2 separate regions of the Homo sapiens genome follow, and region 1 is linked to region 2. Evidence: read pairs that join two places in POLR2A ChIA-PET (ENCODE). Cell type or tissue: CD4-positive, alpha-beta T cell. All regions are shown on one strand. Region 1 has its middle 4.6 kb from the start of SLC44A2. Region 2 overlaps PDE4A (phosphodiesterase 4A).

The links. Peaks named below come from ENCODE experiments on the same cell type or tissue, not always from the same donor. Only the 100,000 strongest peaks of a DNase experiment are listed, where the experiment ranks them.
Region 1: POLR2A ChIA-PET joins it to region 2 with 10 read pairs; 5 of 35 experiments call an interaction of 5 or more read pairs at or near these places.

What each region holds. Positions count from the first base shown.
Region 1 is chr19:10,619,690-10,622,189 of GRCh38, reverse strand. It overlaps a transcript of SLC44A2 not described here. Among named protein-coding and RNA genes, the nearest start is that of SLC44A2, 4.6 kb to the left of the region's middle. In CD4-positive, alpha-beta T cell, no CTCF peak of the experiment used is centred here; no DNase peak of the experiment used is centred here.
Region 2 is chr19:10,427,347-10,429,846 of GRCh38, reverse strand. All of the region lies in intron 1 of PDE4A (phosphodiesterase 4A), which reads right to left. Among named protein-coding and RNA genes, the nearest start is that of PDE4A, 8.1 kb to the right of the region's middle. RefSeq lists a silencer at 1,438-1,507. In CD4-positive, alpha-beta T cell, no CTCF peak of the experiment used is centred here; a DNase peak (open chromatin) is centred at 1,546; H3K27ac peaks cover 1,510 bases; H3K27me3 peaks cover 348 bases.

The DNA of each region.
Region 1 (2,500 bases), 190 kb before region 2:
ACGCTCAGCAGGCATGGTCTGACCTCAGGGCCTTTGCACTAGCTGCTCGGTCCCTCTGCTTAGAATGCTCTTCTCTCAGACATCCATACAGCTCCGTTGCCTTCAGGCCTTGCCTGAAATATCACCTTGGCAAGGCGTGGTGGCTCAAGCCTGTCATCTTAGCACTTGGGGAGGCTGAGACAGGCAGATCACTGGAGGCCAGTAGTTCGAGACCAGCCTGGGCAACACTGTGAAACCCCATCTCTACTAAAAGTACAAAAATTAGCCAGGTGAGGCCAGGCGCAGTGGCTCACGCCTATAATCCCAGCACTTTGGGAGGCCAAGGTGGGCAGATCACCTGAGGTCGGGAGTTCCAGACCAGCCTGACCAACATGGAGAAACCCTGTTTCTATTACTACAAAAATTAGCCGGGGCGAGGTGGTGCATGCCTGTAGTCCCAGCTACTTGGGAGGCTGAGGCACGAGAATCGCTTGAACCTGGGAAGCGGAGGTTGCAGCAAGCTGAGATCATGCCATTGCACTCCAGTCTGGGCAACAAGAGTGAAACTCCGTCTCAAAAATAAATAAATTAAATTAAAAATTAGCCAGGTGTGGTGACACATACCTGTAGTCCCAGCAACTTGGGAGGTGGAGGTGGGAGGATCACCTGAGACCAAGAGGTCGAGGCTGCAATGAGCCAAGATCCTGGCACTGTACTCCAGCCTGGGTGACAGAGCAAGACTCCATCTAAAAGAAAACCCACAAAAACCAAAAAAAAAAAAAAAAAAACACCCAACCATCCCTTTCCTCTCTGTCCTATGACCTTTTCTTTTCTTTCTTTCATTTTTTTTTTCTTTTTTGAGGCAGAGTCTCGCTCTGTCGCCCAGGCTGGAGTGCAGTGGTGCCATCTAGGCTCACTGCAACCTCCACCTCCCGGGTTCAAGTAGTTCTCCTGCCTCAGGCTCCCAAGTAGCTGGGACTACAGGCACACACCAACGTGCCTGGCTGATTTTTGTATTTTTAGTAGCAGAGACTGGCTTTTACCATGTCTCTACTACTGGTCTCGAACTCCTGACCTCAAGTGATCTGCCCACCTTGGCCTCCCAAAGTGCTGGGATTATAGGCATGAGCCACTATACCTGACCCCTATGACTTTCTCTTTGTTGTTATTATCAAATAGAGTCTTGCTTTGTCACTCAGCCTGGAATGCAGTGGAGCAATCATAGCTCACTGCAGCCTAAACCTCCTAGGCTCAAATGATCTTCTCGCCTCAGCCTCCCAAGTAGCTGTGACTATAGGCACACACCACCATGCCTGCCTAATTTTAAAATTTTTTGTAGACCAGTGTCTCGCTATGTTGCCCAAGGCTGGTCTCAAACTCCTGTGCTCAATGGGCTCAAGCCTTCCTCCCACCTCGGCCTCCCAAAACCCTGGGATTACAGATGTGATACATTTTGCTTCTTATCACCATCTGACATGTTAGACATTTGCTTATTGGTTGTTAATTATCTGCCCTCTTGCCTATTGCCTGCATAAGGACAGGGATTTGTGTGTCTTTCATTCCGGCTGCGTCCCCAGTATACAGCATAGCCCCTGGCATAAAACAAACATTTAATAAGTATTTGTTGAATGAATAGCCACAATATATAATACATGTATGTAGAGTGAACACTGAAAATAAAAACGAGCTTAGAATTTTCTAAGGGTACATATTTTAAAAATTAATTTGCGTTTTTTGTTTGTTTGTTTGTTTTTTGGAGATGGAGTCTTGCTCTGTTGCCCGATCTTGGCTCACTGCAACATCCAGGTTCAAGTGATTCTTCTGCCTCAGCACCCCCGGGTAACTGGAATTACAGGCGCACACCACTATGCCAGGCTAATTTTTGTATTTTCAGTAGAGATGGGGTTTCACTATGTTTGCTAGGCTGGTCTCGAACTGCTGACCTCAGGCGATCCGCCCACCTCAGCCTCCCAAGGTGCTGGGATTACAGGCATGAGCCACAGCGCCCAGTAATTTTTTTTTTGTTTTTGTTTTTGAGACAAAGCCTCACTCTGTTGCCCAGTCTGGAGTGTGGTGAAACAATCTTGGCTCACTGCAACCTCCACCTGCTGGGCTCGAGTGATCCTCCCACCTCAGCCTCTCGAGTAGCTGGGACTACCCACACACCATTGCACCCAGCTAATTATTTTTGGATTTTTTTTTGTAGAGACAGGATTTCACCATGTTGCCCAGGTTGGAGATTTGCAGATTTTTTTTGAGACGGAGTCTCGCTCTGTCACCCAGGCTGGAGTGCAGTGGCATGATCTTGGCTCACTGCAACCTCAGCCTCCCAGGTTCAAGCGATTCTCCTGCCTCAGCCTCCCAAGTAGCTGGGACTACAGGTGCACGCCACCACGCCTGGCTAATTTTTTGTATTTTAGTAGAGATGGGGGTTTCACTGTGTTGCCCAGGCTAGTCGCGAACTCCTGAGCTCAGGCAATCCGCCTGCCTCGGCCTCTGGAAGTGCTGGGATTACAGGTGT
Region 2 (2,500 bases):
GGGGATGCCCTAGTAACCATGGAGATGCCAGCAAAATCTGGGGTGCCCCAATAGACCCCAGGGACACAACTAGATTCCTCTCCAGCTCCTAAGACAGTCTCACACCCTAGAACAGAATCCCAAGATGCACCCCACAGTCCTTGGGGACAACCTAGAATGCCACCCACAGCTTCTGAGATGTGTCTTACAACTCTTAAGACACCCCTAGAAGGCAGGTGTGGTGGCTCATGCCTGTAATCCCAGCACTTTGGGAGGTGAAGGTGGGCGGATCACTTGAGCCCAGGAGTTCGAGACCAGCCCAGGTGACATGGCGAGATCCCATCTCTACAAAAGATGACAAAAATTAGCAGGGCATAGTGGGATGAGCCTGTGGTCCCAGCTACTTTGGAGGCTGAGGTGGGAAGATCACCTGAGCCAAGAGGTTGAGGTTGCAGTGAGTTATGAAGGTGCCACTAAACCATCTTGAGACAGTGAGACCCTGTCTCACGAAAAAAAAGAGAAAAGAGGGTGAATCTCTATTTTCTTTTCTTTCTTTCCTTCCTCTCTTTCTTTCTTTCTTTCTTTCTTCCTTCCTTCCTTCTTTCCTTTCCTTTCCTTTCCCCTCCGTCCCTCTCTTTCTTTCTTTTCCTTTTCTCCTTCCTTTCCTTATTTTCCTTCCTTCCTTCCTTCATTTCTTCCTTCCTTTCCTTTCCTTTCCTTTCTCCTTCCTCCCTTTCCCCCTTTCTCTCTTTCTTTCTTTCTTTTTCATCAGTCTCTCACTGTCACCCAGACTGGAGTGCAGTGGCACGATCTTGGCTCACCGCAACCTCTGCTTGCTAGGTTCAAAGGATTCTCGTGCCTCAGCCTCCCAAGTAGCTGGGATTACAGGCATGTGCCACAATACCTGGCAAATTTTTCTTGTATTTTTAGTAGAAATGGGGTTTCACCATGTTGGCCAGGTTGGTCTCGAATTCCTGGCCTCAAGTGATCCACCCGTGTGAGCCACTGCGCCCAACAGTGAATCTCTATTTTCGAGTCCACCTCTGTGAAATATCCTTCCTTCTCTAGTGTTGGCTCTGATGCCATGGGGCCCAGAGTGAGGAAGCCTGGGCTTGCGTGTGGCCTCTGGCACTTCTTAGCCATTTGATCTCGGGCTAGTCACTTCATTTCATTGAGCCTCAGTTTCCCCAGTTGTAAAATGGGTATAATACTACCACTCACCCCATGGATGGACACATAAAAAGCTCAGAAAAGTGTCTGAACCTAGTAAGCACTCAATATGAGCTACAGTTATTATCAGTATTTGACAAATATTTACTGAAGGCTTATAATATGCAAATCACTATACTAGCTAGAGGGTATAGATGATGATGATAATGACGATGATGGTGATGATAGCAACTAACCCTTTAGAAAGCTTCCTGTGCATCCAGTGCCTCTAGCTATGATCTCTCTCTCTCTCTCTCTCTCAATATCTCTCTCTCTCTCTCTCTCTCTCTCTCTCTCTCTCGAGACAGGATCTCACTCTGTCATCGAGGCTGGAGTACAGTGGCACGATCATAGCTCACTGCAGTCTCAACTTCCTGCGGTCAAGTGATCCTTCAACCTCAGCTTCCTGAGCAGCTAAGTAGCTGAGTAGCATGTGCGCCACCATGCCTGACTAATTTTTTGTACTTTTTCTAGAGATGGGGTTTTCCTATGTTGCCCAGGCTGGTCTTGAGCTCCTGGACTCAAGTGATCTGCCCGCCTTGGCCTCCCAAAGTGCTGGGATTACAGGCGTGAGCCACCACACTTGGTCTTATGATCTCATTTAATCCTCACAAAGTACCCACCAGACACCCACCAGGTGATATTCTTTTTTTTTTTTTTTTTTTGACAGGGTCTCACTCTGTCACCCAGACTGCAGTGCAAGTGACATGATATTGGCTCACTGCAACCTCCACCTCCCAGGCTCAAGTGATCCGCCTCCCTCTCAGCCTCCCAAAGTGTGTTGGGCATGAGCCACTATACCTGTCCCAGAAATGCATTTTTGTTCACCGACCAAGGTTTCAATGCCCTTAGCTTCCCTGAATTGTTTTGCCAGTTCGTCAGATCAGCCCTTGGGAATACGGTTTTTACTAGGCCCATTTCAGAGACGGGGAAGCCAAGGCCCAGAGAGGAGTGACTTGGCTAGGGTCTCCCAATCTAGAAAGATCAGAGCTGGATTATGGACCCAGCTGTCTGGCTTCAGAGACAGGAATTTTAGCCATGAGGCTACACAAGCCCTTTATGGATGAGTTTCCTTCCAGCCCAATGATGCTTGTCCCGTCCTAGGAAGCCAGATGTAAACTGAGGCCTAAAGCCAACCTTGATCATGGCCTAATGGTCTATGAGCCCTTACATGAGCTGCCTGTCACCTCGCTCCCTCCTTTTTTTCCACTGCCTCCTCGCTCACTCTGCCTCAGACACACTTGCCTCCAACGTATCAGACACACTCCCACCACAGGACCTCTGCACTGGCTCTTCCCTCTGGTTGGCACCC